Regions from separate parts of the Homo sapiens genome. Here region 2 is linked to region 1. A link is a loop called in an ENCODE intact Hi-C map of the cell type or tissue named here. Cell type or tissue: heart right ventricle. All regions are shown on one strand. Each heading gives the region's core, and the rest is flanking DNA. Links, peaks and the distances in the headings are about the cores only.

Evidence for each region. Peaks named below come from ENCODE experiments on the same cell type or tissue, not always from the same donor. Only the 100,000 strongest peaks of a DNase experiment are listed, where the experiment ranks them.
Region 2: a loop joins it to region 1, with 2.2 times the contacts of the local background. A loop is called at or near these places in 4 of 110 quality-filtered maps.

What each region holds. Positions count from the first base shown.
Region 1 is chr19:36,632,202-36,638,846 of GRCh38, forward strand. It overlaps ZNF382 (zinc finger protein 382), which reads left to right. Exons shown (of 5, transcript NM_032825.5): 5 at 1-1,913. It overlaps ZNF461 (zinc finger protein 461), which reads right to left. Exons shown (of 6, transcript NM_153257.5): 6 at 4,417-6,645. The coding sequence ends at 6,452. Among named protein-coding and RNA genes, the nearest start is that of ZNF382, 30 kb to the left of the region's middle. In heart right ventricle, for the core only: no CTCF peak of the experiment used is centred there; no DNase peak of the experiment used is centred there.
Region 2 is chr19:36,742,033-36,747,854 of GRCh38, forward strand. It overlaps ZNF850 (zinc finger protein 850), which reads right to left. Exons shown (of 5, transcript NM_001193552.2): 5 at 1,448-5,822. The coding sequence ends at 5,735. Among named protein-coding and RNA genes, the nearest start is that of ZNF850, 28 kb to the right of the region's middle. In heart right ventricle, for the core only: no CTCF peak of the experiment used is centred there; no DNase peak of the experiment used is centred there.

The DNA of each region.
Region 1 (6,645 bases), core at 885-5,884:
TTTTTGAGACAGAGTCTTGCTCTGTCACCCAGGCTGGAGTGCAATGGTGCAATCTCAGCCCACTGCAACCTCCGCCTCCCAGGTTCAAGCAAGTCTCCTGCCACAGCCTCCCTAAGTATCTGGGATTACAGGCATGTGCCACCACAACCAGCTAGTTTTTGTGTTTTTAGTAGAGACAGGGTTTCTCCATGTTGGCCAGGCTGGTCTCGAAGTCCTGACCTCAGGCAATCCTCCGCCCACCTCGGTTTCCCAAAGTGCTGGGATTATAGGCATGAGCCACCGTGCCCAGCCACTGCATGGGTATTTATGCTTCTCTGTTCACTGGTTACATAGTCAAGCCAGGCTATCTAACTGGTTATGTAAGTTTAAAAAAGTTAAAAAGCCATCATAAACAAATTGGCTCTGGGAGTCTCCCAGGGAATATCAGACTTTAACTAGTACCTTGTATAGCTCACTGGCCTTATCCCAACCAAGAGTCAGAGCCAGACATCTGGGCATCGTGGAGATAATTTTAGAGCTTTGCAGTCTGACTGTAAATCAGCTCCATCTTATAAACATGGTTCCTATAACTGCTGTGTATTTCCTGATAATGTATGTGAACAAGCATATCTCCTCACCCTCTGTGTCCCCAGTATCAGATAGTGCACAGTACATCTCAAATGTGATCATTTCTTGTCAGCTAATGCTTGAATTTCTCCACTCAGTTTCTGGTCTAGCAATAGAGCCAGGCTTGCCATGTCCTGCTTCACAAGTAATGTGCAACAGCAAAAGCACAGGCTCCAACACTAGTCTACAACATGCACCTGGGATGTTCTAGATATTTATCAGTTTATAATCAGGCTTTTTTTTTTTTTTTGAGACAGTGTCTCGCTCTGTCGCCCAGGCTGGAGGCAGTGGCTCGATCTTGGCTCACTGTAAGCTCCGCCTCCTGGGTTCACACCATTGTCCTGCCTCAGCCTCCTGAGTAGCTGGGACTACAGGCACCTGCCACCATGCCCAGCTAATTTTTTGTATTTTTAGTAGAGACGGGGTTTTACTGTGTTAGCCAGGGTGGTGTCGATCTCCTGACCTCATGATCCGCCCACCTCGACCTCCCAAAGTGCTGGGATTACAGGCGTGAGCCACCGCACCCGGCCTATAATCGGACTTTTCAAAACCCTAGATATGTGACAATACCAAGTGCTGACAAGAATGTGGAACAACTGGAACTCTTTCTTTTTTAACTTTTGTTTTAGATTCAGGAGTACAGGTGTGGATTTGTTACTGGAACTTTCATACATTGCTAATAGGAAAGGCAAAATGGTAAAGCCGGTCTGGAAAACAATATGCCAGTCTCAAAAAGTTACACATCCAATATGACCCAGCAATCCCACTTATAAGTACTTATCCTAGAGAAATGAAAAATTATGTGCACACAGAAACCTGTACATGAGTGTTTGTAAGTATTATTTATAATTAAAAAAAAAACTAGAGACAAGCAAATGTTCTTCAGTGTGTAAATGGATACACTGTGGTACATTCCCAAGATGGAATTCTACTCAACGATAACAATAATGAGCTACTGAAACATGCAGCTACATAGATGAACCTCAAATGCATTACGCTAAAGGAAAGAACCCAGTCCCAAAAAGTTACATACTGTATGATTCCATTTATATGACATGCTGGAAAAGGTGAAAATATAACAACAGAAAACAGATCAAATGTTGCTGAGTGTCTGGGGTGGGGTGGGGTCTGAATACAGAGGGGTTGCACGAGGCAATTCTTTGAGGTGTTGGAATTGTTTTGTATCCTGCTTGTGGTCATAGATAAAAAATCTATGCATGTGTAAAAAATAGAAGTATACATACAAAAAAGTGAATTGTACTGTCTGTAATTTTTTTAAATAAATAAAAATCCCTAGCTCTGCTTCATCAGCAGCAGTACCTCCTGATTTGTGTCTTCAAAGATATCTTTAGACTGGCTTCTGAATTACATATCCAGTAGTAGTCAGCCTACACACACACAGGCCTTGCCACATGGTCTCATCATTGTTCCGCAGGTCAACTCACAACACAAGTAACACATTACAGTTAGCCCGTATTTGTAAACTCCATCCAGATGATCAGCCCCCCATTGGAGTGGCAGGCTTCATGTCTGGGGGTGGCACACCTATGGAAGATGGAACTCAGTGTGTGTGCTCTGTTGGGCGTCTCCATCACATCTAACAGTGGCTGACAAACCAGCCAATACATAGTCATCAGGGCATATGCAATCATTGGGAATAATACTAAGTGGGGCCAATTCTGCTATCCCTTGGTTCTCAGTGGTATTCTTAATTCCAACACAGTGCCATTTAAAGGTCCCTGATTGTATATGTGCAGTGGCACAATCTCGGCTCACTGCAGCCTCCGCCTCCCAGGTTCAACCAATTCGTCAGCCTCAGCCTCCCAAGTAGCTGGGATTACAGGCATGTACCACCATACCCGGCTAATTTTTGTATTTTTAGTAGAAATGGGGTTTCACCATGTTGGCCAGGCTGGTCTTGAACTCCTGACCTCAAGTGATCCCACGCCTCAGCCTGCCAAAGTGCTGGGATTACAGTGTATGTTTTTATTGCTGCATAATGATTGTACATATTTATGGGATATGTGTGATATTTTGATACATGCATACAATATGTAATAAATCAGGGTAATTAGGATATCCACCTCAAACATTTATCATTTCCTTGTGTTAGAAACATTTCAAATATTCTACCTATTTTGAAATATACAATAAATTATTAACTATAGTCATCCTACTATCCTATCAAACACTAGAACTTATTCCTTCTATCTAACCATATATATATTTTTTTGAGACAGTCTCGCTCTGTTGTCAGACTGGAGTGCAGTGGTGCGATCTTGGCTCACGGCAACATTTGCTTCCTGGGTTTAAGCAATTCTCCTGCTTCAGCCTCCTGAGTAGCTGGGACTACAGGCGTGAGCCACCACGCCCAGCTTATTTTTGTATTTTTGGTAGAGATGGGATTTCACCATGTTGGCCAGGATGGTCTCGACTCTTGACCTCGTCGTGATCCACCCACCTCGGCCTCCCAAAGTGCTGGGATTACAGGCATAAGCCACCGCACTCGGCCCTATCTAAGCATATTTTTATATCCATTAACCAACCTCTCTTCACCACTAGCCACTCACTTCCGAACCTCTGGTAACCATCATTCTACTCTGACCTCCATGAGATCAACTCTTTTAGCTCCCACTTATGCATGAGAACATGCCAAGTTTGTCTTTCTGTTCCTCGCTTATTTCCCTTAACATAATTAACCTCCACTTCCACCCATGTTGCTGCAAATGGTAGGATTTCATTCTGTTTATGGCTGAATAGTATTCCATTGTGTATAAATCCATTATGCATTGATGGAGACTTAGGTTGATTCCATATTTTGGCTGTTGTTAATAGTGCTGCAGTAAACTTGGGTGTGCAGATACCTCTTAGATATACTGATTTCCTTCCTTTTGGATATGTACCCAGTAGTGAGATTTCTGGATTATTTGGTTGATCTATGTTTAGTTTCTTGAGGAAACTCTATAATTTTTTCTATAGTGGTTATACTAATTTACATTCCCACCAGCAGTGTACTAAAGTGTTCCCCTCTCTCTGCCCTCACCAAGATCTCTTATTGTTTGTCTTTTTGATAGTGGTCATTTTTTTATTTTTATTCATTTTTTTGAGACAAAGTCTCGCTCTGTTGCCCAGGCTGGAGTGCAATGGCGTGATCTCGGCTCACTGCAACCTCTGCCTCCTGGGTTCAAGCGATTCTCCTGCCTCAGCCTCCTGAGTAGCTGGGATTACAGGTGCGTGCCACGACGCCAGGCCAATTTTTGTATTTTTAGTAGAGAGGGGTTTCACTATGTTGGCCAGGCTGGTCTCCAACTCCTGACCTCAGGTGATCCACCTGCCCCGGCCTCCCAAAGTGCTGGGATTACAGGCATGGGCCACCACACCCGGCCTTACTTTTTGAGACAGAGTTTCGCCCTTTCACCCAGGCTGGAGTGAAATGGCGCGATCTCGGCTCACTGCAACCTCCGCCCTCTGGGTTCAAGTGATTTTCCTGCGTCAGCCTCCTGAGTAGCTGGGATTATAGGGGCCTGCCACCACACCTGGATAATTTTTGTATTTTTAGTAGAGACGGAGTTTCACCATGTTGGTGAAATTTGCATGAGATTTAGAAGGTGGAAGTGAAGCACTGCCACTATTCTTGGAAGGTTTTCATGGATGAGCAAATGGCTACATGTGGCATGTCCTTCTCATGGCCAGTGGCAAAAGCCAAGTCATAATATGAAAGCACATGTAAAGTTCTGTTGGGGACCAGCCTCAACACCACCTGTAGGGTACCTGAAGTCCGGTGGCGACAAAGGAATGAGAAGAGACAGGTTAAGAGTTCATAAAGGTGGGAGCCAAGGGGCCAGAGCAAATCAAAAGCTGCAAAGGCGCCAAGCTCTGGTCTCCACACTATTTATTGAGTACAATCACTTAGATCTAAGAAGCAGATGTTCAGGGGTGAAACAGTGAAAGGGGGGCAATGGCAGTTTAGGTACATTTTCTTTGTGCTGAAGCAGCATAAACTTAACTACTGATTTATTCTTTTACTTATCAGAGAGCAGCTGTGGGGAGTGGGCCTAACTAGAAGCCAGCATATCTGGCCACATTCCAATGCTTCAAAGGAGTGTCTTTCTCCTTGAGCACAGTGTTTATAGATAAGAGAGCAGGTCACACTCTGGTCATAGGAACGTGATGGCAATTAGGAGGCTTTCCTCCTCAGAGGCCTCTTGTGGCTTTCCACAACTTATTGTCCCATATTTTTATGGCCAGTTTATGCAGGCACTCCACAAGCCCTTTTCCCAACAGTTCTACCAAAAGTAACTTCCACTCACATTCTATTCGCTAAATCCAATAAATTGCATGTTAGAATGCATGTTAACATTATCTATTGGTTGTGTTTTGACAATTTTCTTTTTTTTTTTTCTTTTTGAGACAGAGTCTCACTGTGTTGCCCACGCTGGAGTGCAGTGGCGCGATCTCAGCTTACTGCAAGATCCATCTCCCAGGTTCACGCCATTCTTCTGCCTCAGCCTCCCGAGTAGCTGGGACTACAGGCACCCACCACCACGCCCAGCTAATTTTTGTATTTTTTTTTTAGTAGAGACGGGGTTTCACCATGTTAGCCAGGATGGTCTCGATCTCCTGACCTCGTGATCCGCCCGCCTCGGCCTCCCAAAGTGCTGGGATTACAGGCATGAGCCACCAAGCCTGGCCAATTTTGATAATTTTCATCCACATCAAATAAGAATAAATATAGCTTATTGGCCGGGCATAGTGGCTGCGCATGCCTGTAGTCCCAGCTACTCAGGAGGCTGAGGCAGGAGAATTTTTAACCTGGGTGGCGGAGGTTGCAGTGAGCCAAGATTGCACCACTGGACTCCAGCCTGGGTGTGTCTCAAAAAAAAAAAAAATGAAGTAGGCCAAATGTGGACTAATAATGAGAATGTGTAATAAATCACATATTATGAATAACCTACTTTTGTCCAAAGAATTTATGAAATTTACATGAAATATTCCCGTTAGAATAAAAGGAAACTGATAGCAGTTGTTGCATCTGTGGAAAGTGAGTGGCTACAGAACTGGATGTTAGGGGAGAATTAATTTTCACATTTTTGGTAATTTTTGAATTTTTATAATGTGTGCTTTTATTAAACAAAAAATTTAGAAGATTTTAAAAAATAAATGTAATGTCAAAATATATACGCCAGATACTCTTTAATCCCACTGTTGGGAATCTGCACAATAGAAACAAAAGAAGGTAAAATTAGAGTTCTAGGTGAACATTAGAAACAACTTCAATGTCTGTAGTAGGTAATGGCCCAAAATACGGACATACATTCCATTCTAGAAATATTCTGAACCTTACAAAGAATGGGTTACATCTTTACGTACTGACCTGGAAAAGTATTCATGATTATTATGAAAAGGACAAGACGCTGTCAAATGTCTGTATGGGGGTAAAAGCTCCTCCAAACACATGCAAAAAATGCTTTCTGTGTACAGGTTGTTTGAGCATAAAGGAAGAAGAAATACACATACTGGTTATCTCAGAGATTTGAGGGAAGGGAGGAAATTGTTTTCATTTTATTTCACTGTTTCAGTGAAATATTTCACTGGTTTCAGTGAAACATGTAATTTTAGAAAATTTATTCTCAATAAAAAAATTTATTCTCAATAATGGTTAATACAATAACTCAGAAACAGCATTAAAATGAGACCAAAATTTACACTTTAGTTATCCACTTTCTCACTTAAAAACATTTGATTTTCAAGGATTATTTAAATAAATAAATACTAATGAAACTGGTGGCTTACCAACTTTTTCCTTAAATAAAACAAAGACAATGTATATTTCCATCAACAAATTTCATGATGCTAGACTAGGATGGGGAGGGAGGAGAGGAAACCTGACTGGCTTCTCGCCAGTATGAAGAGTCTGATGTAAGTTAAGTTGTAATCTATGATTAAACGCCTTCCCGCATTGATAAGGTTTCTTTCCAGAATGAATTCTCTGATGGTGTGAGAAGCTTGAATGATAGCTAAAGGCCTTCCCACATTCCT
Region 2 (5,822 bases), core at 823-5,822, 110 kb after region 1:
AAAAACAAAAACAAAACCTACAGTTATAAAAAGCAGATCTGGCTGGGCGTGGCAGCTCACGCTTGTAATCCCAGCACTTTCAGAGGCCGAAGCAGGCAGATCACCGGAGGTTGGGAGTTCCAGACCAGCCTGACCAACATGGAGAAAACCCATCTCTGTTAAAAATACAAAATTAGCCAGGTGTGGTGGCGCATGCCTGTAATCCCAGCTACTTGGGAGGCTGAGGCAGGAGAATCACTTGAACCTGGGAGGCGGAGGTTGCGGTAAGCCAAGTTCGCGCCATTGCACTCTACCCTGGGCAACAAGACCAAAATTCCATCTCAAAAAAAAAAAAAAAAGAAGAAGCAGATCTGCAGTTGAAGCAAGCTGTGAATAAGCAGGGAGGGAAGGACCGACTGCAAAGGGACATGAGGGGACTTTTTGGGATGATGGAAACATCCTCTATGATTGTGATGGTAGCTAAACAAATACCGATATCAACATTAATCAAGTTGTTCATTTCAAAGTATGAATTGTAATCTATGTAAATTATACCTCAACCAACTTAACAAAAATATAACAAGTCTTGAGGTCTTGTCTTTGAATAGTGGAAGATACAATCTCTGGCTAAATATAGGCCCAAGTGGTTTTATTTATAGCTTGACATAGTTCCTTTATTAAAATTTGTTTTTGTTTTTTGAGACAGTCTTGCTCTGTCACCCAGGCTGGAGTGCAGTGGCGAGATCTTGGTTCACTGCAACCTCCACCTCCTGGGTTCAAGCGATTCTCCTGCCTCAGCATCCCAAGTAGCTGGGATTACAGGCGCCCACCACCATGTCTGGCTAATTTTTGTATTTTTAGTAGAGGTGGGGTTTCACCATGGTGGCCAGGCTGTTCTTGAACTCCTGATCTCAAATGGTCCACCCACCTCGGCTTCCCAAAGTGCTGGGATTACAGGTGTGAGCCACCATGCCCAGCTAAAAATTGTTTTAATTAACAAAACCATAAACGTACAGCAATCATCCTTAATGGCGAACATTAAAAATATTTCCTTGGCCAGGAACAATGGCTCACACCTGTAATCCCAGCACTTCAGGAGGCCAAGGACGGCAGATGGCTTGAGCCCAGAAGTTCGACAGTGGCCTCGACAACACGGCAAAACCCCATCTCTGCAAATACAAAAATGAGCCGGGCATGGCAGTGCACACCTGTAGTCCCAGGTACTTGGGAGGCTGAGGTGGAAGGACTGATTGAGCCTGGGAGGTTGGGGCTGCAGTGAGCAGTGATCATGCCACTGCCCTCAAGCCTGGTGACAGAGTGAGACCCTGTCTCAAAAAAAAAAAACACCAAAAAAAAAAAAAACCTCACTTAAAGAAAGGGTCAAGTGAGGAAACTAGTTAGTGCTGTAGACATTCATATTACACATATGATCCAAGCTACAAGTATAAATTAAGAAATAAGGCATATAGAAAGGAATAGGCAAATACTTTTATTTACAAATAATACCAACATCTCTTTAGACAATTCAATCTCATGAAGAAACCATTTCATCTACTAAAGTAGTTCATCAATGTTACAATCCTTAGACAAAAACCAACAGTTTAGTACATAGTAATAGTAATCAATTACACAACAGAAAAAATATCCCAATCATATTATAAACAAAAGCCATTAAGTATCTAGAAATAAGTAAAACAAGAAATGTGTACACTTTTATGCTAAAAATATAAAGACTTACTAAAGCACATAAAAGAATACCTACTGAAATAAAGACACACCAGGTACAAGAGAAAAACTCAATGTCGTAAAGATGTCAATAATGATTCTTTTCTTTCTAATACTATGGCAGAGGAGAAATATTGAAACTCCTCTATTAAAAGGATTTACCGGCCGGGCACGTGGATCCTGCCTGTAATCCCAGCACTTTGGGAGGCCGAGGCAGTCAGATCACCTGAGGTCTGGAGTTCAAGCCCAGCCTCAACATGGAGAAACCCTGTCTCTATTAAAAATACAAAATTAGCCGGGCGTGGTGGTGCATGCCTGTAATCCCAGCTACTCAGGAGGCTGAGGCAGGAGAATTGTTTAAACCTGGGAGGCAGAGGTTGCGGTAAGCCGAGATCGTGCCATTGCACTCCAGCCTGGGCAACAATAGCAAAACTCCCGTCTCAAAAAAAAAAAAAAGGATTTACCCCAAATAGATCATCTTTGGTCAATAAGAATATACAGGTGATCTTTCTGTCTTCATTGTGCTTTTCTCTGCTCTTTAAAAAATTCTACTTTTTTCATAAAAAGAGTTAATTTTTAAAAGTGAAAAGTAAAAACGTTAAGAGTATTGGCTGAACACAGTGGCTCACACCTGTAATCCCAGCACCTAGGAGGCTGAGGTGCTAGGACCAATTGAGCCCAAGAGTTCAAGACCAGCCTGGACAACATGGTGAAACCCTGTCTCTACAAAAGATACAAAAATTAGCTAGGTGTGGTGGTGTGCGCCTGTAGTCCTTGCTACTCGGGAGGCTGAGGTGGGGGATCGATTGAGCCCGGGAAGTTGAGGCTGCAGTGAGCCAAGATTGTGGCATTGCACTCCAGCCTGGGCAACACAGCAAAAACCTGTCACACATGAAAAAGACAACTGTGAACTGTAAAAAGCACTCCTCCATCTTCACCCTCTCTGTATATATTTATGTTTAAATATCTCCAAGGAAGCAGTTACAAAAACATGGAGAATAATAAATGACAGAGTAAGAATTTGAGAACAAACATTTGATTTGTTTCCATAAATTGAGACAAACCTCAACTGACTACAAATTGAGACAAAAGAATCAATTGAGCCGGGCGGGGTGGCTCACGCCTGTAATCCCAGCACTTTGGGAGGCCGAGGTGGGCGGGTCATGAGGTCAGGAGATTGAGACCATCCTGGCTAACATGGTGAAATTCCGTCTCTACTACAAATACAAAAAATTAGCCAGGCGTGGTGGCGGGCACCTGTAGTCACAGCTACTAGGGAGGCTGAGGCAGGAGAATGGCGTGAACCTGGGAGGTGGAGCTTGCAGTGAGTCGAGATCACGCCACTGCACTCCAGCCTGGGCGACAGAACGAGACTGTCTCAAAAAAAATCAATTGAGACAAAGCCTCAATTGATTAACCTTAAAATAACCTTCTTAAAAGATATGTGTGTGTGTGTGTGTGTATATAAATCATCCATAAGCATATTAGTAAAAGTACAAATCAACAGATATGTTTTAGAGAAGTGTTAAATTTTTTAAACGCAAGTGTAATTTAAATAGAATGAAATACAACAATCCGAAGTGCATAGACGATGAGGTAAGATTTTTTTCATCAACTTTATTGAAGTGTAATTTACATATAATAAAATGCAACCATATGTCTACATTCATGCAAATACCACCTTGTAAGAAATGCCTTTCCTGACTACCTTATCTAAATTAGTCCTGCCCAGAGTTCAGAGACCAGCCTGACCAACATGGAGAAACCCCGTCTCTACTAAATAATACAAAAATTAGTCGGGCATGGTGGAGCATGCCTGTAATCCCAGTTACTCAGGAGGCTGAGTCAAGAGAATCGCTTGAACCTGGGAGGCGGAGGTTGCAGTGAGCCAAGATCGTGCCATTGCACTCCAGCCTGGGCAACAAGAGCAAAACTCCATCTCAAAAAAAAAAAAAAGAAAAAAGAAAAAGAAAGTCCCAGGTGCAGTGGCTCATGATTGTAATCCCAGCACTTTGAGAGGACAAGGTGGGCCATTCTTTATATTCATAAGGTGGGAAGATTGCTTGAAGACAGGAATTCAAGACCAGCCTGGGTAACAAAGCAAGACTCCAACTCTACTGAAATAAAAAATAAAAACTTAGCTGGGTGTCATGGTGCTGCTGGGAGTATAGCAGTGAGGACGACCAGAGGTCACTCTTGTCACCATCTTGGATTTGGCCGACTTCTTTACTGCAAGATGTTTTCTCAGCAAGGTCTTTATGACCTGTATCTTATGCTGACCTCATATCTCATCTTGTGACTTAGAATGACTTATCTGTCTAGGAATGCAGTCCAGTAGGTTTCAGTGTTACTTTACACAGCTCCTATTCAAGAAGAAGTTGCTCTGGTTTACACGCCTCTGACGTAACCATGCAGTGAACAAGTCTATTGGCTCCATTTATTCACCAGCATGTGCTCACTTTGTATCTGTGTCATATTTGGATGATCCCAACAATATTTCAACTTTCTCATTGTTGTTATATCTGTTATGGTGGCCTATGATTATCTTAGGCACCACTACTTGTTTTAGGGCATCACAAACTGTGTCCATATAAGACAGCAAACTTAATTGATAAACATGGTGTGTGTTCTGACTACAAACTTAATTGATAAACACTGTGTGTGTTCTGACTGCTCCACTGACTGGCTCACTGCAACATCCGCCTCCCAGGTTCAAGCGATTCTCCAGCCTTGCCTCCTGAATAGCTGGGATTACAGGCATATGCCACCATGTCTGGCTGATTTTGTATTTTTAGTAGAGATGGGGTTTCAACATGTTGGCCAGGCTGGTCTTGAACTCTTAACCTCAGGTGATCCACCCACCTCAGCCTCCGAAAGTGCTGGCATTACAGGCGTGAGCCACCACGCCCGGCTTGGAATTTCTAATATAAATTGCCCACTGGATCCAAAGGAGAAGGTGCGCACAGACTTTAGTTTTGCTTGCTTTCTTTCCAGCAAGGACTTTCTTAGCCACCTTTGCAGTTATGGGCTAAAGTAGACAGGGAAATAGACAGGGAAGGCGAAGCTTAAAACAAAGTCAGTAGTCAAACATGAAAAATATAGTCACACTTATTTATTATAAAAAAACTATTACTAGCCAGGCGTGGTGGCTCACACCTGTAATCCCAGCACTTTGGGAGGCCGAGGTAGGGGGATCACGAGGTCAAAAGTTTGAGACCACCCTGACCAACACAGTGAAACCCCGTCTCTACTAAAAATACAAAAATTAGCCAAGCATGGTGGTGCATGCCTGTAATCTGAGCTACTCAGGAGGCAGAGGCAGGAGAATCACTTGAACCCAGGAGGCAGAGGTTGCAGTGAGCCAAGATAGCACCACTGCACTCCAGCCTGGGCAACAGAGCAAGACTCTGTCTCAAAACAAAACAAACAAACAAAAAATACACAAAAACAACTATTGCCATCAACATTTTATCAATTAGTAATTTTGGCACAGAGAATTTACATAACTAGCCTAATGTCACGTAGGTAGTAAATGGTTGTCTTTTGTCATTGACCACATTCTCTAATATGAATTTGTATAACTTCAATAAGCTTTGAATCATGATAGAAAACTCATCTACATTCATTATCAATTTCTTTCAGTATTAAATGTCCTAATTTTGGTGGGTGGATCACCAGGTCAGGAGATCGAGACCATCCTGGCTAACACAGTGAAACCCTGTCTCTACTAAAAATACAAAAACAAAAAAATTAGCCAGGCGTGGTGGCAGGTACCTGTAGTCCCAGCTACTAGGGAGGCTGAGGCAGGAGAATGGCATGAACCCAGGAGGCAGAGCTTGCAGTGAGCCGAGATAGCGCCACTGCACTCCAGCCTGGGCGACAGAGCAAGACTCCGTCTCAAAAAAAAAAAAAAAAGTCGTAATTCTGGAAAAAGTGAATATGAAGTAATACACATCCATTGTATTTGACCCACATATGGAATCTGCTGATGATCCATGACAAATGGCATGAGAACAGTTTCCTACATTAATTATGTTAGGTCATGAATTCTCTGATGTCGAGTAAGCTGTGTAAGCTGTTTAAAGGCCTTCCCACATGTCTTACATTCATAGGGTTTC